Regions from separate parts of the Homo sapiens genome. Here all the other regions are linked to region 5. Evidence: chromatin contacts called from ENCODE Hi-C or POLR2A ChIA-PET data. All regions are on one chromosome and are shown on one strand. Each heading gives the region's core, a stretch centred on a gene start or an enhancer-like site at or near the end of the contact. The rest is flanking DNA. Distances are from core to core; before and after follow the strand shown. Region 1 overlaps PLCL1 (phospholipase C like 1 (inactive)). Region 2 overlaps ANKRD44 (ankyrin repeat domain 44). Region 3 holds the start of ANKRD44 (ankyrin repeat domain 44). Region 4 overlaps ANKRD44 (ankyrin repeat domain 44). Region 5 overlaps RFTN2 (raftlin family member 2). Region 6 holds the start of ANKRD44-AS1 (ANKRD44 antisense RNA 1).

What was found. Hi-C counts contacts between places; a loop is a spot of excess contacts on that map. ChIA-PET counts read pairs that join two places held with the same protein, here RNA polymerase II (POLR2A). Pooled maps may share reads with other maps.
Region 1: a loop to region 5 is called in a map with no recorded cell type, with 4 times the contacts of the local background. The contact joins two enhancer-like sites. A Hi-C loop is called at or near these places in 6 of 37 single-sample maps with no recorded cell type and 2 of 50 pooled maps.
Region 2: a loop to region 5 is called in a pooled map, with 6 times the contacts of the local background. The contact joins two enhancer-like sites. A Hi-C loop is called at or near these places in 6 of 37 single-sample maps with no recorded cell type and 3 of 50 pooled maps.
Region 3: a map with no recorded cell type shows a loop between it and region 5 (2.7-fold over the local background). The contact joins the promoter of ANKRD44 here to the enhancer-like site in region 5. A Hi-C loop is called at or near these places in 7 of 37 single-sample maps with no recorded cell type and 3 of 50 pooled maps.
Region 4: a map with no recorded cell type shows a loop between it and region 5 (2.7-fold over the local background). The contact joins two enhancer-like sites. A Hi-C loop is called at or near these places in 2 of 37 single-sample maps with no recorded cell type and 2 of 50 pooled maps. POLR2A ChIA-PET finds 5 or more read pairs at or near these places in 1 of 52 experiments (activated T-cell).
Region 6: a map with no recorded cell type shows a loop between it and region 5 (2.6-fold over the local background). The contact joins the promoter of ANKRD44-AS1 here to the enhancer-like site in region 5. A Hi-C loop is called at or near these places in 1 of 168 maps with a recorded cell type or tissue (mammary epithelial cell), 3 of 37 single-sample maps with no recorded cell type and 1 of 50 pooled maps.

Annotation. Positions count from the first base shown.
Region 1 is chr2:198,004,090-198,007,852 of GRCh38, forward strand. All of the region lies in intron 1 of PLCL1 (phospholipase C like 1 (inactive)), which reads left to right. Among named protein-coding and RNA genes, the nearest start is that of PLCL1, 200 kb to the left of the region's middle. RefSeq lists an enhancer at 1,239-1,428. Within about 2 kb of position 1,327, at least 2 of the 41 ENCODE cell types and tissues checked have a DNase peak (open chromatin) inside an H3K27ac peak, as active enhancers do.
Region 2 is chr2:197,143,472-197,147,154 of GRCh38, forward strand. It overlaps ANKRD44 (ankyrin repeat domain 44), which reads right to left. Exons shown (of 28, transcript NM_001195144.2): 3 at 3,556-3,634. Among named protein-coding and RNA genes, the nearest start is that of ANKRD44-AS1, 53 kb to the right of the region's middle. RefSeq lists an enhancer at 2,137-2,296. Within about 2 kb of position 2,165, at least 8 of the 41 ENCODE cell types and tissues checked have a DNase peak (open chromatin) inside an H3K27ac peak, as active enhancers do.
Region 3 is chr2:197,308,631-197,312,339 of GRCh38, forward strand. ANKRD44 (ankyrin repeat domain 44) reads right to left here and starts at 2,150. Exons shown (of 28, transcript NM_001195144.2): 1 at 1,948-2,150. The coding sequence starts at 1,974. It overlaps ANKRD44-DT (ANKRD44 divergent transcript), which reads left to right and starts at 2,436. Exons shown (of 4, transcript XR_923750.3): 1 at 2,436-3,709. RefSeq lists enhancers at 490-549, 1,001-1,502 and silencers at 1,626-2,005, 2,056-2,375, 2,386-2,465.
Region 4 is chr2:197,253,114-197,257,260 of GRCh38, forward strand. The region is part of intron 1 of ANKRD44 (ankyrin repeat domain 44); the gene reads right to left. All of the region lies in intron 5 of ANKRD44-IT1 (ANKRD44 intronic transcript 1), which reads right to left. Among named protein-coding and RNA genes, the nearest start is that of ANKRD44-IT1, 47 kb to the right of the region's middle. RefSeq lists enhancers at 2,826-3,482, 3,599-3,898. Within about 2 kb of position 2,603, at least 25 of the 41 ENCODE cell types and tissues checked have a DNase peak (open chromatin) inside an H3K27ac peak, as active enhancers do.
Region 5 is chr2:197,596,980-197,601,064 of GRCh38, forward strand. All of the region lies in intron 7 of RFTN2 (raftlin family member 2), which reads right to left. Among named protein-coding and RNA genes, the nearest start is that of RFTN2, 77 kb to the right of the region's middle. Within about 2 kb of position 2,775, at least 2 of the 41 ENCODE cell types and tissues checked have a DNase peak (open chromatin) inside an H3K27ac peak, as active enhancers do.
Region 6 is chr2:197,195,802-197,199,870 of GRCh38, forward strand. It overlaps ANKRD44-AS1 (ANKRD44 antisense RNA 1), which reads left to right and starts at 2,190. Exons shown (of 2, transcript NR_135584.1): 1 at 2,190-2,288; 2 at 3,117-3,472. All of the region lies in intron 1 of ANKRD44 (ankyrin repeat domain 44), which reads right to left. RefSeq lists an enhancer at 3,236-3,305.

The sequences.
Region 1 (3,763 bases), core at 77-2,576, 410 kb after region 5:
TAAATTAAACTTTAAACATTATTTAAGGATTCAATGTAATATATTTAGCTTTTTTTTTTAAAAGCAAGTCTGGAAGCTGGGCCAATTTCTACAAATGTTCTGCTCAGTAGCTAGCCTTTTGTGGAAACTCAATAGATCTTAAACACTTGGTTCATTTAAATTACTCTTCTTTTTGCTTTCAGGAAAGATTGAGAAGAGTTACAGGGAAGTTTAGTGGATTAGTCATTCAGTTCCTTGATGGATCACTTGCATGTGCCAATGCCAGGGAACATTTAACTGATTAAAACATTCTGAATGAATTTGTCATTTGGGGGTACTCTTTGAATGAATATCTTTATTGCATTGACTGTGTCCTACTGATATGACTTAGGCTTACTTCCAACATTAATTCTAAAGAGGCTCTGGCTAACTTATCTGTAGAATGTGTGTCCAAGTCAAGTTCGTGATGTATTTGGTTAAAAAAAACTTTGTGGCTCTTGAAAGAAATACAAAGATTTAGTAGTCAGTATTGTTTATAAAGTCTAGGGTGGTCATATTTAAATAATAAATCTAAGAATTAGATGAGTACTGTTACACATTTTTGTTAATAAATCTTAAATACTGGAAAGAATAGACTTAAGAAAAATATTCCAACATTGAAAACCTAAGTATCTAAACATATTTCAGTCTCATATGCCAAAAAATATGAAATTATAGCATTTTTGGTCAGGATAAACGCCTCCTGCATCTTTTTGTATAAGAAGTATTTTGAATGAAAATAGACTTGCCATGTCAGACTATTTGAAATTTAAGTTCTGTTTTCAATTTTAGGTTCTTAAAAAGGTCCAACTTAGCCAATGAACATAAAAGTGCTTACTGCTAATTTAGCTGCTGCTGCAGAACATGAAAGGAAATCATGAGGCCATTAACACATCTAGAAATAGTCATTTTCTAGCTTTCGGTTCCTAAGATAGCTTAGTGAAAATAAAATATTCAGACAAGGCAGGGTAGGGAGGTGAGTTTTTAAAGGATTTTCTTTTTAAACTTTCCTTCCTTCCACCCTCGCTCCCTCACTTCCACCCTCCTTTATTTCTCCTTCTTTATGTGTGTTAACTTAGAACTTCACTTCAAGATTTTCCGAGTGCTAAGTGATAGGGGCAGTGAGATATACGCTTTATCTCCCTGCATAGGCAATGAGTAAAAAAGATGTGAAATTATGGCAAATTCACCAGCAGATTTCAAAGGTGAAAATGCCCTTCTTGTACCAGGGTTAATATGATCTCCAGCCATCCATTCACAGATCATGCTCACTCTGTTGATGGCAAAGGAAAGTTCTCTTTGAGGCCTTGAAATGGAAACTGCACATCGTGCCTGGAAAGTCCCTCCAGGCTAGTGTTCAAGAAGTCTTTCTTTCACACTTCAGTTTCTTCATTGCATTATATTTACTGACTGCCTACCCTATGTTAGACCCTGTGTTAGGTCCTGCAGTCCTGTTCACAAGGATATTATAGTCTTGAGGGGAAGGCAGACATTCATTAAAGACTCACCTCAGTGTTGACGGGCAGACTGCAATAAAAAAGTATGCGGCACTGTGAATGTGTAACAGGTGTGGGCGGTGGTCAGGGAAGGCTGAGACTGGTTAACTGGGCAGAGGCAAAGGGTTGCAGGCAACTCGCCTGAGGTGGAGAGGCAAGGCTGGTGACAGGGGCAGGGAGGCCGTGGACAGCCGATATCACAAAAGGCGGTGCTGAAAGATGCAAGGGGACTGAGGACTTCTTTTTAGCTGAGCAAACAGTGCACATTTCTTCCACTCAGACTTTTCCTTTTCTAATTAAAAAAATGGGGACATCCACATCTTGATAACACAGTTAATGTGTGAATATAATAACTGCTTAATAAATCCTTGTTGAAATAGGAATGCTGATTAAGGCACTTAGGCCAGCAGCTGAAGGAGGCTTAATATATTCAGAGATGATTCCTAGGTATCTAGAAAAGGATATTTTAAGCTAAGAGAAAAGAGGGACAGTTCACCAGTTTCTTCCCTTCTAGGGAAACAACATAAAAGGACTGGAGTTGTTAAAAGACAGGGTGAGAAGTCTGTTGACATAAAACATGAGAAAATGAAGTTTGTGATGTTTTGATGCAGAAGTAAGTTATCATTATTGTTGAGTGATAATGGCATTAATTTTCTGAAGATGGGCAGCTCCTTTCATCCCATTTAATGTGTATGTGTGTGGGCATGTGTGCTTGCATACCTAAGGCTAAATTAATTTTTGGTACAATAGGGTAGGGTTGCTAGATTTGGTAAATGGAAATACAAGGCATCAAGATAAATTTGAATTTCAGGTAAAGGAAGTATAACTTTTGGAGTATATATATATGTCCCAAATGCCCTACCAGAGTGGAATTTTCCTCTTAAGAACTCTGGAGGCGTGTTGCCTCATTTCCCCCATGTTTTTAGTCATTGCATGTATAATGTTTATATTTATGTTTATTCGCAGTTTATTTTTGCCACATATATTTTTAGAATCTAAATTTTCCCAATAGTCTGGAACCTTTGGTGGGTGTACATAATGTGATGAAGGATTCTCTTCCTGGAGAGGCTGCTGATATATAGCCAAGATTCTGTCTTTGTGCTCTGGGCTTCTGTCTCTGTAGTGTTAATATTTCAAGAATGAGACTAGAGCATTTTTCTTACTTTAGTGCCCTTTGGAGCAACAGAAAGCTGCCTTTGCTGCAAAGGACCCTGTGGAATGATTGTTGATCTGCCTTCTAGAAACTGAGCTGTGCCCAAAACCTTTTACCAGTTTCTAAAGGCACCTGCTTTCATTTTCCTAGGAAGGTTCTTTAGGTGAGCGATAGTCACCCCTATATCTCTGCAATACCAAGTGAGCAGCTTGTTGTGTGTAGATACCATGAAATAGAAACAGATTCATGAAGATAAGATTAGAAGGTAATCTTTAGATTACAGAAACAGATTCATGAAAATAAGGATTAGAAGTTGTGAATGAAAACAACTGTTGCTTTGGATGGCTGGATTTAAAAATGTTCCTCAATATTGATGATGTGGTATTTTAATTAAAAAATAGGATCAGATCATGACACATAGAAGAAGCTATAATATGCACAATGATCTGCTTTTCCAGGAAATGAGTATCTTTGGGGATCAGCATTGAGCTCACTACACATGATAAAAAATAAAACTCATTGGAAATCTAGAAATTGGCAACTAAAAATTGAGTCAAAATGTGTTTTAACCACCCCACCCCCCTCTTGTTTGTTTTTATTCACTTCTGATAACCTACTGGCTGTTTAGTTATATTTTATGGTTGTTTTGGCTATCACAAACTCATACAGAATAGCTGGAATTATCAGTCTCAACAGGGACCATGAAGACATATGTGTGTAATTCAGTACATATATTAAAAAATAGCTAATTTACAATATTACAGGCACAAGGGAGCCCACTGATGTGAAGTTTCAGTGAAACAGTGTAAAGAAATGATGTTAGTTAAATATCACTATTTCTCAAAGTAAAGGATGTCATTGTATTAGTAGAATGTTAACCCTCTCTTTTATGGGTCAGTTACATCAACTTCATCATAAACCCTCTTCAAAAAACATGCATTTTAGGACTTGGATATAGTCAGGTCTGTGTTTCATTAAGCATTTGTTCAGATTCCAGCTCTCTTGCTCCACAACCATTGATATTTCTCAATTTATCTATAATTTACACCCTGACTGTCTCCATAAAAGATATAATGTTTATAAGGAAAGATATATG
Region 2 (3,683 bases), core at 915-3,414, 450 kb before region 5:
TAGTTTACTGAGAATGATGATTTCCAATTTCATCCATGTCCCTACAAAGGACATGAACACGTCATTTTTTATGGCTGCATAGTATTCCATGGTGTATATGTGCCACATTTTCTTAATCCAGTCTATCATTGTTGGACATTTGGGTTGGTTCCAAGTCTTTGCTATTGTGAATAGTGGAGATGGAGTCTTACTCTGTCACCCAGGCTGGAGTACAGTGGTGCGATCTCAGCTCACTGCAACCTCTGCCTCCCAGGCTCAAGTGATTCTCCTGCCTCAGCCTCCTGAGTAGCTGGGATTACAGGCACCCACCACCACATTCAGCTAATTTTTGTAATTTTAGTAGAGATGGGTTTCATCATGTTGGCCAGGCTGGTCTTGAACTCCTGACCTCAAGTGATCCTCCCACCTCAGCCTCCCAAAGTGTTGGGATTATAGGCTTAAGCCACCACACCTAGCCTTTGTAAGATATTTCTACTGTGGTCCTTTTTCTGTGCACTCTGCTTTCTATATCTCAACCCCAGTATCTTAACTCTTAGCCACTGATTGGTTCTCACTGATCTCTCTGACTTAATCCAGATTCGACCAGTTCCCAAACAGAAGCTAGAGTCAGGAGGGAAATAAAGCCAGACCCTGGACTGGCAGTTGTAAGAAAGTGAAATTTCCAAGGGCTGAATTCTTCGCCAAGACCTTGTCTTCCCTGTCTGCTCAGAGGCATTCAGGGTTCTATCCACCTGGCTAACAGGAGATAATGCCAGCAGGAATTTAGCAAGCTTGGGTTACACCATGCTCTGTAGGTTAATACAACAATGGAGAACACAGCTATAATGGGCTGTTCTGGCAAGGCCGAATTATTTGTCCAACATGGTAATCATTAGCACCTCATTCATTATTAAATTAGGAAACAGTTTGGTTGGATTCCCTAAAGGCTCAGCTGCCAGACACAAGCTCAGAGATAAAATCATCATGCTCTTGCAATATTATGAACTTAATATATAAATTGAGTAAAGGACTTTTTGGGAAAATAAAAGTCAAGTGAATTCCAAGAGTTTGCCTCAGCTTCCACAGGTAAATAAAATTGCTAAAAAAGAAAACTTTCCCAATGCTCCCCATGCCCTAAGTCTTCTTAATTTGATGAGAGGGAGGAGGAAATTTTCCATAGCACATTGAACCAAAATTATGCTAAAGAGATTAAGAGCTCAGAAATTCCAAGACCAAACAAGTGAATAGATTAAAATATATGCAACAGCTTCTCCCAGCTCTACTAAATCAGCCAGAGTTGAAGAGAGGCTGGTGGATTCTATGCCCTTGTGAAGGTGATGTGAAACCATGTTTGTCAAACAATCACTGGCCCCAGATACAAGAAAAAAAAGAGACTGGTTGACTTCATGCTGCAGAATTAAAATCTCCCCTTTCAGATGTAGAAACAACAACAACAACACAAAGTTGGCATATAAGACAAAGTTCTGAATTTGTACATTCATGAAACATTCCTCTGAGACTCTGAGAGGTCTATTAATACAACATTTAAGAGGTGGGTGGGCTGGGCACGGTGGCTCACACCTGTAATCCCAGCACTTTGGGAGGCCAAGGCAGGCGGATCACAAGGTCAGGAGATCGAGACTATCCTGGCTAACATGGTGAAACCCCATCTCTACTAAAAATACAAAAAATTAGCCAGGCGTGGTGGCACGCGCCTGTGGTCCCAGCTACTCGGAAGGCTGAGGCAGAAGAATCGCTTGAACCCAAGAGGCAGAGGTTGCAGTGAGCTGAGATCACGCCACTGCACTCCAGCCTGGGCTACAGAGCAAGACTCCGTCTCAAAAATAAATAAATAAATAAATAAAATAAAATACAAAATAAAAAAGAGGCGGGTATAGCTGATGGGGACCAATAGATGTCATACCACAAAGTTCTTTATTTTATACCTCCACTGATTCTGCCTACAATTTTCCACGGGCCAAATTGCAATTGCCAGGGCAACCAGCCAGGTGTGCATTGGCCCTTAGTCTGTGCCAACACCAAACAATACACATTTGTTTGGAACATGGCCCTGGGACATCTTTAGATTTGTTGGAAGAAAGGCCTATTCTCAAAAGCACAAGAAATGCCATGTGAAATCTAACCTAAGCTCCATGTGACCATCAGGAGCGTGGGGCACACGTGTTTTGAGGCACAGAACACTTGTTTCCTGGGGAAACCCACCTCAAGAACATGAACACAACAAAATAAGGGCCGTGTTGCTTATGCATCACAGCACAATTCTTGTTTCTTGTCCACAGTGTTCACCACATCTGCTTGAATGCATGTCTCAGCTCCTACCTCTGCAGAGCTTACTTTAAGATGCTACAGTTCCCCTTTCCTTACTGCAAACAAAGGCGAAAACTTACTATAGGCCTTTTGACTAGTCTGTAGGCAGTGGCACTTCCTCTAGATGTTAATCTCCCAAACATAAAAGAGGAAGAAGAAAGACAGCTTGTCTGTGAATAATCTACAGTGAGACATCTGCACATGCTCAATTCATTCCAGGATTTGTCTAGTAAACACTCAAGGGAGAAAGCATATAATGGTTTTGGAAACCTGTTTGGTGAGATATACTGAGCATACAGGTTTCCAAAAATTAAACCACTGGCATTTTTAAATCTGATGAAATATTTAAAATACATTGAAAAATAAAGACAATAGCATCACAAAGACCAGTATAAACACAAATCAGATTTAAATGTTTGCTATACTCCCTTCTAAATTTTTAAACATAAAATATTTTACAGAGAGTTGTAGTAGTTCTTTTATAGCCTTCCCTGAAGACATTTTTTACTTAACCTGCCTACTTAGAGGTAACCACTAACCAGAAATCAATATGGTTCCTTGCCTTCCATGTTTTTATGCTTTCATCACATAGTCACAGTCATGTATCCATAAGTATAACAGTATTGTTTTGCAGCCCAACTTAAATATATATAAATATACAAACACATTTAGTTGGCATATAAATCTAGGGTGTGCATATATATATGGCATATATACAGTGTGCATATATAATAGCATATATAGTGTATACATGCTATACATAGTGTTTATATAGCATGTATATATAGAGAGAGAGTATATAGTGTATACATGCTATACATAGTGTTTATGTAGCATGTTTATGTAGTGTGTATATATACTCACTATACATAGTGTGTATATATACTCACTATACATAGTGTGTATAGGTGTATGTTCATGTAGACTTTAAACTAGTTTTATTTCCTTTTGTATAATAAAAAAATCAAAATATATCCAAATGTACTGAATTCATCTACAATGCTGGGCCTGACTAGACAGCCAGGAATCAGACTTTCAAAGCAAGATAAAAATGTTACTGGAGAAGTCATTTTTCAATAAGAACAACTTCTTGCATTTTTCTTTGTGTAATGATAAAATCGCCTATCACATAAACTTCCATGAACATAACAAAGGAATTTTGCTTGGGTTCACTGTAGTAGTCAATCTAGTAAATTGGTTATTTAAATTTTTATTTGCAATTGACTTTTGAGTATAGCAGTTATTTACCTGACAAAATCAGGAGTTCAATGATCTCTGCATCTCCCAGAAATGCGGCCACATGAAGAGGGGTTCGTTTCTCAGAATCCTGAAATACACAACGTCAAAGACATACAACAGGTCAGTGGCAGCTGGAG
Region 3 (3,709 bases), core at 900-3,399, 290 kb before region 5:
CTTCCTTTCTCTCCATACTCATACTAGTTTATTGGGGGAAGGAAGGAAATATACTTGGAAACATCTTAAAAGGCAACATCTTTGAAATTCCTGCTCTGATAAGCCCTGAAGAATAACTTCCTCTCTTTGTAAGACCAAGTAATACACTTCTCACTAGGGTTGATCTTGATCTAGGAAGAGATGTTTTCTTGTAACCCTTACAACACATCCAATGAGATGATGGAGCTATCCTATACCAACTGTAGCAGAAAGTACAAGCACCTGGAAGGCAGAAGACAAGAGCTAGTCCCAGTCCTGCAGGCCTATAGCTGGCATTCTTTGAGGAAGACTTGCTTCACTTCTCCAGATCTGTTTTGTCATTTAGAAAATGAAGGGTTTGGGCTAGATCATCCTTAGAGTCCTTACAACTCTAAACTTCTATGTGATGTTCTTTCTTATATGTGATAACAATACCTATTAGAACCATTCTTTGTACTTTGAAGATCTAGGGATTAACAGACAAGTACAGCAACGTGTACTAGCAAAGATGACAGGCCCAAGACACGCTAAAACTGTAGGATTTAAAATACGCAAATGTCTAACAGTTGGCAAAGTATGTGACCAAAAGGTGAAGGAAATCCTGATATCAACTTACACTTTTAAATGCTCTGGAACCAATGAGAACAAATACATTCATCACAAGTACCAGCTGCTCTTCTTACTAAATTTAACAATAACATGAATTTTAACTCAGTGATTTCCCCATCACCAACCCCGCCAAACACCTGTAAATATTTAGGAAAAACAAGCTAAAAAAATTGAATCTAAAAGGCAGGAGAACAAATCATTGCAAATCATTGTGGTGACGGACTGCACTTCAGTTGCAAGATGTTCTGGCTGGATACTAACTGGAGAACGCAAGGCAGCAGATGCAACCCATGGACAAGTTTGAGGTATTTAATACCAAGGGCTGGCAAGTCTGACCCTGTAGTCAAAGTCAAGATTGCCTCTCTGCCTACCAGGACCCCAAAACAAAGTTCCTTTCACTACCCACGAATAAACGGGGGTGGGGGTAGCAAGCCGTTTCCTTTTTTCGTGGAAAGAGCTGCAAAGAGTTTTGTCATGCAACTTGGTTTGGTGCCTGTTAGTGTCAATGTAAGAGCAGCAGAGTCCGCGAAGGTGGCTGTTACCATTCCACAGACCTGCGGCGAGGACTGTCAATCCGATTCAGCAAATAACCCCACCTCTCCAAGCCAGGACTCCAGAGCTGCCCTGTGTGGTGTCTCAGCAAGGAAAGCCAACAAAGCTGGTAGACACAGGCAGACCGTAGCCCACCGCCTGTGAGTGGAGGCTCCGAGCCGACTTCACCTCCTCCTCAGAGGGACCGGCCCGATCCGAAAGGGCGGTCTCCAGGGGTCCCCATCCCGCACCACGCACACAGCCTGGCGCAACTAAAGAGGAAGTCGGATGTCACATCCAACGGATAAATAAAGACAGCCCGGCCACACAAGAGCCGCATTCTGGGCAGGACTCCTGCTAGGTTTGGGGAGGGGTCCCAGTCTGCGATCCTTTCTCCCTCTTCGTGCAGCGTCCTCCTCCCCGGGGCCCGGGCCGGCGGCGCCCACGCAACGCGGCGCGGTGCGAGTCCCGAGAGCACCTCGAGCCCCCGGCCCCCTCCCCAGCCCCGCCGGGCCCGCGGCCGCCGCACTCCCGCACGCCGGCTGCCCAGCGCCCACGGGCCCTGCCCCAGACTCGGGCGCGCAGTTCCGACGGCCCAGGGCGGGGACGGCGCGGCGGAGGGGAGCTGCCGCCGCGGGCTCTCGGAGGCACCGGCGGCCGCACACAGTCCTCCCCTTCGCCGCGAGTAAACAGCTCGCGGGCGCGCTCCAGCCGCGCCCCCATCCCCCCGCCGGGCTCCGCGCCGCCCCGCGCCCGCGCGTCCCGCCCGCCGGCGCCGCCGCCCGCTACCTGGTCGGTGAGTTTGAGCACTGCCATTCTTCCGCTCCTTCGCGCGCACACACATGCAGGTCCCCGGCCCGCAGATGTCACGCCGGGAGCCGGGGAAGCGGAAGGGATTGCCAGGAGAAGGGAAAAAATCTGGCTCCCGAATTTGACAGCCCTCCCCCTGCTCCTCCTCCGCCGCCGCCTCCTCCCGCCGAGAGGCTGACACTGGCTAGTGGGGTTTGCAGCCGAGCCCGCCCGCCTTTCCACAGGAAGTACCGGCTGCTGCCAGCCGGGCCGCCACTGACATCACCGCGCGCTGGCTCGCTCGCCGCCCGCCGCCTGGGCCGACGCTGCCTCCTGCCGCCCGCAGCCGAGCCGCGCAGCCCGGCCCCCGGCGCTGCCCCCGCGCCCGCACCGGGCCGCCGCCTGCCTTCCGCACCTGCACGCGGCGCCCGGCCGGGCCGGCCCCGGGCCCTGGGCGGATCGCGGGCCTCCCTGACGGGTCTCACACATATGGGTGGGGAAGCCCGCGGGGACACACCCCGAGGGGGCAGGAAAGGCTCTCACTCACATGCCGTCCACTTTAACCGGGGAGATGGGGTTACGCCCCCTTCCCCTAACCCAGAATCAGGTGGTGGCAGCGCCCCGAAGATCCCAGGGACCGCAATTATGATGCTCCCTTTGTTTAATGCCAGGAGGCAGCGGACACATTGTGATTCTTTACAGGGTGTTTGCCAAACATTTATGGGTGGAGGGAACAGAAGCTCTGGCCCTTCCACCTTGTTCTCCAGCCACTTTCCAGCTAAACACACACACACATATGCACACACACATACTATTGTTAAATTCAAACACCCTGGGTTTGGTTTTTGCTGGTGGGGGTGGAGTGGAGTTCCTGGAGAAGCAAAGCAGTCCTAAATCACCGAGTTGATGGGTCTTTTGGGTGTTCCCACCAGTCCTTACTGATCTCTACAAAATCCCAAGTTACCAAGCTCTTCAACAAATAGAAGACAGCTGTCAAACACCATGGGCTACAGATACAACGGGCATATTCGTAAGCATAGTAGCTGTTGATAGTTCTGGAATTTGGAGCAAACACTTATTCATTGAACAGCTATGTACTGAGTCCCTACCTTGTCAGGCACTGGCTAGGCACGGGAATAAACGGAGAGCATAAATAAGATAACCTGCTCTCAGAAGATGCCAACATAAACCGCATAGTCTCTGCTAATGAATGTAATTACAAACTGAGATAAGGGATCTCAAGGGAAAACATGCTTCTGAAGTGAACCCACAACAAAGGAATCAGACCAGACTGGTGGGTGAGGGCAGGCTTCCCTGAGAAAGTGACAGGAGTTGAGATCTGGAGAAGGGAGAATTAAGTAAGCAAGTGGAGAGGAAGTGCTCCCAGGCAGCCCCATGTGCCCCTGGCAGGCCATAGAGCAAACCTGTAGGGCAGCATTGAACAGCTTTGAAGAGCAAACTAGAGCTACAGAATTCTTTGGTCAAGACCAAACATCTGCCTCTACTGTATATTCACAAACCAAATGTCCATTCTTCCTCCCTACTCTTAGAACCTCCCCCAAAGATTCCACATGAGACAGGAGAGAAAGGAGCATTAATATCCTCACATTTACCATCCAGCCACTCTGGTTGTCGAAGCAGCTAAATCTCAAATTTACCTTTATTAGTCTTATAGATTATAATTCAGATCATGCAGACAAGAAGAACCAAGGAACTTTGTTCCTGGCTTCCACTCCTCTGTTATCAATGTTGCATGGAAACA
Region 4 (4,147 bases), core at 1,353-3,852, 340 kb before region 5:
AATAAAAGTCAAAAAAACAGCTCCTGTATAACGATGGTACAACCATGAGTAATTTTATTTTTTCAAGCTTTTCTTTAACGTCTTGAGGAAATGATTTTTATACTTCAGGGAAAATTAAAAGGGGGTCATTAAAAAACCTGGTGGCATTCCCAATTTATCTACTGATGGCTTTTGAATTCTTCTCACTGTCAGTTAGGAGACTGACATTATCTCAGTCATTAAGATTATTAGAATCTTATTCTAGGATATCAATAAACATAGTGGATAGTTTATTAATGTATTCAATAATGTCAATGTCCACATTATCCTACTGCTATATATTATCTACACACACACGTACATATTCCACATACGTCAATAAAAATAGTAGGTGGTTTAATAATGTCTTCAATAATGTTGATTTCTGCATTATTCTACTAATATGAATTATGCTATATATATTTATTGCATATATATGTAGAATATACATATAAAAAGAAACCTGTAAGAACTTGAGACCAGAAAGATATTAATGTAGACATCTCCATATGTCAATTCTTTCCTAACTCTCCAAGATATTCCCATGTAGGTGTTTAAATCACAGAAAAGTACTTCTGCTGGAATCTCACCTAGGTAAAGAGAAAGCTCTGCAGTTAGTTTTGTCTTCTTTCTGTGGCCCAGAAAAACAAAGTCATACTATGTGAAGTGGGCTATGAGGAGATACAGACAGGCGACTCTATGTGGGCTGCAAGTGAAAGAGTTAACTATTTACAAGCCCACTGATGCCTCCAACACTGGCTAAATCTCATTATTCTGCCTTATTCCAGAAACACACTCATAATCCGCACAGGGTTCTTGAAAGATTACACTAACGTTTCTTAGCCCAGCCACCCACAATGGGAGTATTCTGTACACAATTCTGTAATACACAAGCAGTGAATCTTCTGGCCTCACGTAACTAAAACAAGAAAAATACTCAATAACTCAACATGGTATCATGCTAAACTTCCAACTCCAAGACGAGGCACGGTGGCTCACGCCTATAATCCCAGCACTTTGGGAGGCCAAGGCGGGCAGATCACCTGAGGTCAGGAGTTTGAGACCAGCCCGACCAACATGGCGAAACCCTATCTCTACTAAAAATACAAAAATTAGCCGGGCGTGGCGGTGGGTGCCTGTAATCCCAGCTGCTCGGGAGGCTGAGGCAGGAGAACCTGGGAGGCGGAGGCTGCAGTGAGCTGAGAAAGCGCCACTACACTCCAGCCTGAGCAATAGAGCAAGGCTCCATCTTAAAAAACAACAACAACAAAAAAAACTTCCAACTCCAGCCTGTAATTGGCCAGAAATGTCAGTACTTTCTGAACTATCCTACCAAAGTGTCCTAACAGCGGAGGAGCATCTCTTAAATACAAAATTAATTATTCTCCCTTATGGTTATCTTTAAAATTCTTGCAAATGTTCTACCTTAGTGTGTGTGTATATGTGTATAGACACACATACATGCATACACACACACACACACACACACACACACACACATATATATATTTGCTTTAATATTAAAATCATGTTTCCTCTAAAAGTAGGGGGGAAATTGATACTGTAGGAGTATGTTCCACCTTACTGTGTGTGTATATGTGTGTATAGACACACATACATACACACACACACACATATATATATATTTGCTTTAACATCAAAATCATGTTTCTTCTAAAACTAAAGGGGAAATTGATACTCTAGGCGTATGTACTAGTTGTACTGTGGCACTTCATCATGTCCCCAGAGGGGTGCACACCTATCAGATTAACTGCCTTTTCCAAAATGCTCTCCTTCCATCCGTGAAACACATCTACAAATCAAGTTCCTAAGAGTTATTTGTCCAAGGTGCTGCCCTGAGGCCCAAGGCAATAGTTAACTGAACCAGAGAAGTATTCAGCTCAGGGCAGCCAAGGAGATTCCCTGTCCAGAGAATGTGAGAAGGAGATGAAGAGTGAGGGTCAGTCTCTCTTTGGCTGAACCTGTAGCCATATGTTCCACAACTATGGTCCAAGAAGTTGGAAAGGCGGTCTTTAGAAAAGGAAGGAATGAAGAAGACACTCAGAGAGAAGCAGACACCAGAGGTAGGATGGGAATGCTGCCTGTTCCTCACAGAGCCCTGTCTATGGGGTTACGCTTCCTGGGGCTGGGCTCCCATCATTTGGAAGCTCAGCTTCCTGAGTAGTCACCTCAGCATACACAGAACACTCATGTGAGAAACACAAGCTAAGTGACAAAAAAAGGCAGGCACAATAGAGCAGCCTGGGGCCTTATTCACCAAGAGATAAATCACTTGCTGTGGGCACACCCCAACTCTGAAAGAAAAACCAAATTAACAACCGTGCAAGCTCCTATTTGGATATAAGCTAGGTATCCCTTCTTTTCTAGCAAGAAGGAATAAACCTAACATGACTTGCATTAAACATCATAGTTTTGGAATTGAGAATCTGTAAATTGTAAGTTATGGCCCCAAAACAAAAGAAGAACTACAGGCCTGCCTGTGAACTTCCTTTTTTCTAGGCTGTTACATGCTTTGCTGTTGCCACTGACAGTGTGGTAAGAGGCGGCCCCCTGGGTTTCCCCAGCCAGGCTGCCCCATCGAAGGCAGCTACACAGCGGCCAGGACAAGCCAGCCAGAGCCAGTAGGGCTGGAGCCCTGACAAAGGCAACGACGCTCCTGGAGTCAGATAATGAAAGCCAGAGCAGGAAGGACCCTGCGCTTCATGTAAGACGTTCACCAAATAAAGAAATGTTTAATCACGCATCTGTGCTGTACATTGCAGGAGCCTTTGAAAAGCGTAATGCCTGGGTGCAGTTTAAAAATAAGGAATCTTAATCTATCTGGTCTAACTTTAGAAAATTGTTTGGAGGGGATTCTTAAGATACTCTGAATTTATACTTTCTTAACAGGGGCTGTCTTTTGTATATGTGGTTTGTGAGAAAATGTGTGATTGATCTGTAATTTGAGCCTCTTTTCAAAGCTTATAGTATCATTGGATTCAAACCATTTTCATTTAATGCTCTAGATGGCAGAACACTAAGACCTAAGCAATTAAAAAGGGAAAGATTTCAGATAATGAACTAGTTTCTAGTGACTGTCCAACAGTGGACCAGGCTCATTTCTAAATCACTAGGTGTCTAAACTTGACAACAGTTAAAACTAGATCCCTAACTGTCAGGAGCATGAGTACAAAAGATTCCTGCTGTTCTATGATGTGTTTCTGACTATGTGTCTTTGAAAGGCCTTTCAACTTTAATGCTCCAAAATTTAGATGTTCTCCATATACCAACGGCTTTATAAAAAGTAAATGTAAGCACACAGAGCCAAAAGACAACTTGAACACAAGTTATCTACATCAAAGTAACAAAACCAAAGTGCATTTGTCTTTACACCAGGAAATAAATCAAATTGAGACAGATGAACAGGAAAAAAAATATGTCATGAACCTGAAGTTAAACATCTACTTTTCAGGCTTGAATTTTTAAAAAATACACTTCTAAGATTCTTTCCCAAGAAGGCTTCATGTATATACAAATACATTAATCCCCCTTAGAATAGATTTAAAACAAAGGCCTTGGTGTTTCAGAAAATGGCATACAAAAGGGGAGGATGTAAGGCCCTGTGTATAAACAAGTCAAGAGGCTCGTATCCTAAGCTAATCGCTCCTGTGCAATGGGAGGCAGCCACATCACCCTAGTCCAGGACTTCCATGTACTCCCAGTAAATTGTAAACTGTCCTGTAAGGGGGCTTCAGCCTTCTCATAGATCACAGATCAAAGACCAAGTCTATAAAGAGAGAGGAAGAAGAAAAAAACTGTATTCATGCTTTGGGTGCCTCAGGAGGTACAGAAAAGAGAGAAGTCAGTTGATGTCTCCAAACCTCTACAAGCAGCTCATCTTCAAAAAAAAAATGGAAGAATAGGTGAAAACACCAATCCAATCCCCAAGAAGAAAGCACTCTCCTTGCACAGGTTTAGTGTTTAAAATTTCAGGTGCCTGAGCTTAAGCAGATTCCAGGACTCTCTTGGAGGTGGCAGCTATCACTGTGTAGGATTTCTTTATAGTAAAGGTGATTAGCTCTCTTTCAGATCATTTTGCAAAGGAAGTCAGTTGGACAAATGTGAGTAC
Region 5 (4,085 bases), core at 1,525-4,024:
TAGCTAATGTTGCTCAGTTACGACTTTTATTATGCAAAAAACCCCAACAAAACCTTACTATTAGCTGCATTTTATGCTGAGCCCTTTTTCTGGAAAATGAATGCAACACTGAAACTCTGGCTTTAGAGTTATATGTCAACTGCATACCATTTGAAAATCCCAGCCTTACTGATACCACTGAATTTTGAGAAATATCAAATCTTCCTCAAAGTGATAACAGGAGACTGCTTCTTTTTTATTTTTGAAAGGCTGTTTCTAGTCTAATCTCATTCCATTTTGACCTTATCTTTGATTGGAACAAAAAACTTTTATAAAATATGTAGTAACTTTGGGAACAAATCATCATGAGGCTTTGGTACACGGGCGGGATTAGCATGTGTACAGAAAAAGCTGGTCACATGTTTTGGGAGCATGAAGTGTGCTGGAAAAAGCCATGGCTTTGGAACCAGACAGTTCCTGGGTTCAAATCCAAACTCTGTCATAGTACCTAATAGCTGACGCCTTTAATCATTTAATCCGTAAATTGTGTTTTCTTTTTCTTTCTTTCTTTTTTTTTTGAGATGGAGTTTTGCTTTTGTTGCCCAGGCTGAAGTGCAGTGGCGTGATCTCGGCTCACCGCAACGTCACCTCCTGGGTTCAAGTGATTCTCCTCCCTCAGCCTTCCGAGTAGCTGGGATCACAGGCATGTACCACCACACTGGTCTAATTTTGTATTTTTAGCAAAGACGGGGTTTCTCCATGTTGGTCAGGCTGGTCTCAAACTCCCGACCTCAGGTGATCCGCCTGCCTTGGCCTCCCAAAGTGCTGGGATTACAGGTGTGAGCCACTGCGCCCAGCCTCTCTGATTTTTTTCTATCAGGGACCTCAATAAGTGATAAGTGAAGAATAAGAGTGCATGAAGAGCCTCCCATTGTGCTTGCCACAAGAAGGAACACAACAACTGTGATTTCCTTCCACTTTTCCATTCATTTAGTGAAATATAGGGTGCAGTTAAGGGAAGGGGAGAAAAGTTTCAGAATCAAGAATATCTTCCAGAGAGCAAATTCAAGGGACAGCAGGACATGGTGGTTCATGCCTGTAATCCTAGCACTTTGTGAAGCTGATGGAGGAGGATCCCTTGAGCCCAGGAGTTTGAGACTAGTCTGGGAAACATACTGAGACTCTTGTATCTACAAAATCATTAAAAGAAAATTATCCAAGTGTGGTGGTACATGCCTGTGGTCCCAGCTACTCGGGAGGCTGAGGTAGGAGGATCACTTGAGCCCAGAGGTTGAGGGTGCAGTGAGCTATTGATCACGCCACTGAACTCTACCATGGGTGACAGAAAGAGAACCTATCTTAAAAGAAAGAAAAGTAAAGAAAAAAGAAAAACAAATTCAAGGGACAGGGTACGTGGGAATGCAGAAGAGACCTTCTGGGTAATGTTCCAGGTGTGTGATCCAGGTGGAGAATTACATGAAAGAACCAGGTCTGGAACGATCCGAAGATGGGAAGCAGGGATCAGGGTAGAATTATTCTTCTTGAAGAGAAAGCAGGAACGCATTGGGGTAGGGATTGTTGGAGACCTTACAGGGAGTTCTTTCACACTAACTGTGGATGGGGCAATTCTGAATGCACTAAGATCTGATGTTTGACCTACGGCAGGCTTTACAAACTTTACCGTGCATTCCAAACATTGAGGTGCCTGTTGATTCCAGGGTCCACTCCAGTCTTTTGGAATCTCCATTTCACCAGGCTGCCCAGGTGGCCCTGATGCACAGTAAATTTGGGAACCATCACCAGAAGAGACAGACTTGGAAGTGTGGACTTCTCAGGCCTTGGGGATTACTTGGTGATACTTGCTACTATCAAAGGCATTCACTGTTTTCCTTGAATAATAAAACCCACCAACAGTTCCTGTTGGTATGGAGTGTGGAAACAAAAAGGGCTTATTTTCTGGAAGCATCCTTGATGTCTATTTTACCATATTCTTCTTCTTCTTTTTTTTTTTTTGACGGAGTCTCGCTCTGTCGCCCAGGCTGGAGTGCAGTGGCACGACCTCGGCTCACTGCAAGCTCCGCCTCCCGGGTTCACGCCATTTTCCTACCTCAGCCTCCCGAGTAGCTGGGACTACAGGCACCCACCACCATGCCCGGCTCATTTTTTGTATTTTTAGTAGAGACAGGGTTTCACCGTGGACTCGATCTCCTGACCTTGTGATCCGCCCACCTCGGCCTCCCAAAGTGCTGGGATTACAAGCGTGAGCCACCGCGCCCAGCCTTACCATATTCTTCTAATGTGACTTGTGTCCTTAAATGTTTTGGACAATTTTAGCTGGATAGGCTGCCTAGAGCCATGCTGAGGACACATATTTTTCACCATCTTTAGTTTACCAATTTATTCCTGACCTGACTTGTCTAAAATATAAACGAATTTGGAATGTGGGCGAGGAGTTACTTACTCCCTCTGCAGTGTGACACAATTTCTGGCAGCAACCCCAAATTATGAAAGAGTATCTCTACCAGCGGATCCCGAGGCAGTGTGAGAAGGAGAAAGAGGAAGGAGGTGGCTTATCAAAGGCTCGGTGGGTTGGAGGTGGAGGTAGGTGGGTTAGGGGTGTATGTCAAGGAAAAAAGTCCTCAGATGGTGTGAAGTACACTGCTCGATCCTGGGTTGAGAATCATTGCCTGTATGTTTGAAATAGGATTCTCTCTGCCAGCGTTCTACTTGATATTTAACACAGTATGCAGAGAGGTGAAACATGTGGCACAGGGGAGGGCGAACCCTCCACAGCTACTTCAGTGAGGCAAGAGCACTGTCAAACCTATCCCTCCTGTGGTGTGAAGGGGAATTGCCTCTGAAAGGGCAGAAGCTTTTTAAGCACGAGCTTGATTTTATTTTATATTTTATTTTTTTTGAGGCGGAGTCTCCACTCTGTTGCCCAGGCTGGAGTGCAGTGGTATGATCTGGGCTCACTGCAACCTCTGCCTTTCGGGTTCAAGGGATTCTCCTGCCTCATCGTCCCAAGTAGCTGGGATTACAGGCACACACCACCACATCTGGCTTTTTTTTGTATTTTTAGTAGAGATGGGGTTTCACCATGCTGGCCAGGCTGGTCTTGAACTCCTGATATCAGGTGATCCACCTGCCTCGGCCTCCCAAAGTGCCAGGATTACAGGCATGAGCCACCTCGCCTGGCCTAAGCACGAGCTTTAAAACTGTTCGGTTGAAACTGACGAGTAATGCCTTCCAGTGGCCCTATGGGGAGTGCTGTTTGGGGAGTCTAATGAGATAAAACAGCAAACATGGAGATGGTTTGTCAAAGGCTGACAACTTTAGACAGCATCCAGATGCTCAAATAAGACTTTGGAAGGTCAGCATCTGCCTACCTCTTGGGGACGTCCTCATAGTCAGATCCTTAATTTGAGATATGTCGGAAACTTCTATGTCCCTGGTTTTCTGAGGGCCATTTTGATTTAAAATAGGTCCTGCTACTTTCAGACCAGCTGTGAGACCATGTGGAACTTGTTTTGGTTTCGAGGCTCTAATCACGGTAGACCTAAGGGAAAGAGGTCTGAAGCCTTATAGAGGGACGCCTATTTGGTAAAGCAAGTAAGTCCCTTATGGTTCTCAGTGGTTCCTGAGATAATTCTATTTACAGAATTGGGATAGAATATTTTTCCCTTAGCAAACTGGTGGTCATTATGGCACCTGAGAGGATGTTTCAAATGCCCTGGATGGTTTCAGAGGACAGAGCCCACATCTCTTATTCCCTACAAAAAGGTTCATCCAAAAGGTGCTGTTAGTTAAGTAAGTGACTTAGTATCTTCCTGAGAGGGATTTAAGAATCTTCTGGTTCTGTTTTAGACTTTAATGGACAGTCATGCTTTGATGTATTAGAAAACAAAGGCAACTTTGGAAAATATGCTTGATTTAGAGATAGTAATTTAAATTCTGAAAAAGTTCTAGTACAAACTGTTTTGGTGACAAGTATAGAGAACAGTCTACAGAGAAGTGATGAGAACATTGACTAGTCCCTTCATCTCTGAGGGCAGCAGATGATCCCTGGTGCTGTGGTCAGCACGAGGGCACAGGCTGCATGAAGG
Region 6 (4,069 bases), core at 940-3,439, 400 kb before region 5:
GAAAGGCAAATCAAAACAAGGCAGACAGCCTTTGCCAAGTGCCATATTTCTATCAGGATCTGCTGCCAACTACCCACAGATTTTTTCACTCTGTCTAGTTTCAAATGGCTTGAGATCAAACCTAAACTTTAGCTAAGATAATTAAATTGTGTTGGGGAGTTAACTTTTAAAGAAAGCTAATTTGGGCAAAAAGGACAATGGATCCAGGAGGTTAGTTCATACAGAACATTTAAATCCATGTAATTTTAGTGAAACAAAAAGAACAACTATATATACTTCTGCAACAGTTTCCTGTTTTGAAAAATTGGTATAGAGGTTTTATTTCTCATCTTGGCTTGGGTTACATTCTTTGTATAACTGTATCTTACTGCATATTGAATTCATGTAGTTGCAAACATGAGAGGTGGATTTAATAATGTTAATCAATATAAACCACTTTAGTGATCTTTGTGGGGAAAAAAGAAAAATGGCCAGAAGATGATTTTCAGGGTTGTAGGTATATTCAGTATAATTTATTTGTCTGTTCAAATAGAGACAGCAGTTCAGTTTTAGGGTGCACTGGAAAACATGACTTTTTATTACTACCTGGTATGTGCATCACTTATAAAAAAGACAACAATAAAAAAGTATTCCTTATAAAAAATAGCAGAAAATGATCCATAACTACAGAAGTATCTTCTTGTGGTCATGAGTAATTTTAATTTTTGAGAATCTCACAAATTGGAAGCTAAATAAAGCAATTCAAGTGTCCTTTAAAAACAACAACAAAATCAGCATGTAGAAATGAAAGGTACTCTCAGAAAGGTGGCAATCTCCTGCTACATTTGAGGAGGCTGGAACTACTGTATACAAGATATATGGATTAACTCAGTCACATTAAATCATTCATGATTTAGGCAACTCCAGATTGGGTTTGTCTAAAATCTGTTAGCACCTGGGTTCTTTCCAAACACCAGCAAGCAATTTTTACACAATCAGGTCTTTCCAAAGCCCATGACAATTTTCCTTTAAACCCTCTCCTTCCCTTCTACTGTTCTTTTCTTTGAATTCCACGTGCATTCTTGGAAAGACAGCAAGCAGTTAAACTCTCACCACCTCTCCACAGGTGAGGGACTAGGGACATGTGTAAAACGGAGTCACCTTCCTGTTCTGGCCATTGTCAATTTTTTTTTTCCTAAGGCATCTTGTTATAGCAACCATTCTAAAATTGTTATAGCAACCATTCTAAAATTTAAGGCAGTGGGTTGATCAGGACCTGAATTAGTTTCTGCCTGAGATGACTGGAAGGTCCCCTACTCCCTCCCCAGCCAGAAAAAGTCACATGGAATGAAAATCTATTAGAGAATCCCCTCAGTGTAGTCTTTCAGGAAGCATCTTCTCATTTCCCCATCCAAAATCATGGTAAGGACATCCAGTGACAGATGTCAAAGGGAAAGGATAAGGCAGCAGGAAGAGAGAGGAGCCTAAGAGACTGGAAAACATTCGATAATATAAAATGGGAAAATGGGAAATTCTGCAAAAAAAAAGAAGTCATATCATATTTCCTTTCACAGACACCAACCCAGTGCGTAGCTCCTTTATTTCTTTACACACTACCCCCTCCAACAGGGGATAAAAGATATGTTTTCTAAAACTTAATTTGGTACATTTCAGATAACCACATTCAATTCAACAAAGATGTATTAAGCATAAGACATTTACTGAGCATAAGAAATTCAGACACTGGAGGCCGGGCGCAGTAGCTCATGCTTGTAATCCCAACACTTTGGGAGACCAAGGCAGGCGGATCACTTGAATCCAGGAGTTCCAGACCAGCCTAGACACATGGTGAAACCACATCTCCACTAAAAATGCAAAAATTAGCTGGGCACGGTGGCGCACACCTGTAGTCCCAGCGACTCGGGAGGCTGAGGTGGGAGAACCAACTGAGCCCAGGAAATTGAGGCTGCAGTGAGCCATGCTCACACCATTGCACTCCAGCCTGGGTGACAGAGTGAAATCCTGTCTCAAAAAAAAAAAAAAAAAAAAAGAAAGAAAGAAACACAGAAAAAGAAAAAGAAAGAAAGAAATTCAGACACTGGAATGTCAGAGTCAGTCTCTCCCTTGATGAGGTTACCAAGGTGTAACAGGAAGTATACAAATACGCACAGCTAGAATGTAAGGCACAGGCCGCAGGAGAAGTGCATGGAGAAGGGAGAGAAATTGTACCTGGCCTCCTGAAAGACGCAGCCTCTGAAATGAATATTGAAGACTGGGGAGGATTTAAACAGGTAGAGACGGATGGAATGGTAAGGGACTTTCCCTTCTTCATATTCAGAAGGCTGTGAGCAGAAGCTAGGGAGCCTGAACATACACAGGGAACAGTTTCATTTGGCTGGAGGAGGGGAGAAGTGAGGTAAGCTGAGTAGTAGACAGGGATCCTATCATGGAAGGTCTTGAATACCAAGCTAAGAAATTTGAGCTCTCTTCTGTGGAACTGGGGGAGCAGTGGGTGGTTTTTGAGCAGGGGAGTGACCTAAGATTTGTGCTTTAGAACAATCACTCTAAAAATGGATTGTATGATGACCTGGAGGAAAAGGCTGGAGTGTCATAACAAGTTAGGAAACTGCAATAATAGTCTGCACAAAGGGCTCTGGGGATGGAGTACCGCTCAGTTGTCAGAGGAAGCATTCTTCTGGTGGTAATATGTGAATCTAAAAGGTAAATTTGACCGGGCATGGTGGCTCACGTCTGTAATCCCAGCACTTTGGGAGGCCGAGGCAGGTGGATCACCTGAGGCCAGGAGTTTGAGACCAGCCTGGCCAACATGGTGAAACCCCGTCTCTACTAAAAATACAAAAAATTAGCCAGGCATGGTGGCGTGCCCCTGTAATCCCAGCTACTCGGGAGGCTGAAGCAGGTGAATCGCTTGAGCCCGGGAGGTGGAGGTTGCAGTGAGCTGAAATCGTGCTACTGCACTCCAGCCTGGGCGACAGCAAGACTCCATCTCGAAAAATAAAAAATAAAATAAAATAAAATAAAATGTAAATCTAGCTCCACCTTTAATGTAGCAAGGGCTAGCCTCCTCAGGAGTGGCTGCCTACATTCAAAACGATTCTCACCAACTTCTTCCACAGGACACAGGGCTCGGGAGCAGCGCCAGCCCGACATCGGCGGAGGAGCACCGGAAGTTCTGCAGCACTGGCTTTCTTTGCTCTTCCACCTATGCAAGCTCCTTCTCTCTTGTGGCTTGCCGAGCCTGGTTAGCTCTGAGACCGGAAGTTCTGAAGTCAGCTGGCATCCTACATCTGTGCAACCTACTTCTCTCCCCATCCCACCACAGAAACCAGAGCCTCGAGGCTTTTGGCTTGGGTGCTGCCTTCACAGTTTAGGTTTTGGTAAGAAGAAAGCTTATCTTCATGTCATGAGAAAGAAAAAAAAATGTATCTTTACGTAACGAGCTGAAAGAACAAAACAAGTATACCTAAGCCAAGTACATGCTATCTTTATTTCTTTATTTCCACACTGAAATTTAGTCAGGGATAAAACTTACTTTTTTAATCACACGAAGTTTGAAAAATAGGAAGTACTATGGGAAACACCTAATGCATCAAAACCCCTGTGCATTTTATCTTTGTCTTATGTTTGCTGGATTTTAATCTTAGTAGGTTTCCTGTTGCAACAATACAAAAACAGATAAAGAAAAAACTTAATAACCTTTCCTACCACAAATGTGAACAGCCCGTGTTCTTGTTGGTAGGTACAGATACAGATATATGAGATTATCGTTATTTATTATCAGAAAATGGGATTTTACTATTTCCCACACACACACTTTTTTTGAGATGGGGGTCTTGCTATATTGTCCAGGGTGGTCTCAAATTCTTGGGTTCAAGCGATCCTCCCACCCAAGTATCTGTAATCCAAGTAGTCTGGATTACAGATGCATACCACCATGCCTGGCTTATTTCCCTCTCTTACAATTTGCAAAAATAATGATGTACTGAGGACATCCCCCAGGTCGATAGCTACAGGATTAAATCATTTCTCTTAATAACTATATATAATACTATTCCATTGTATGGATATG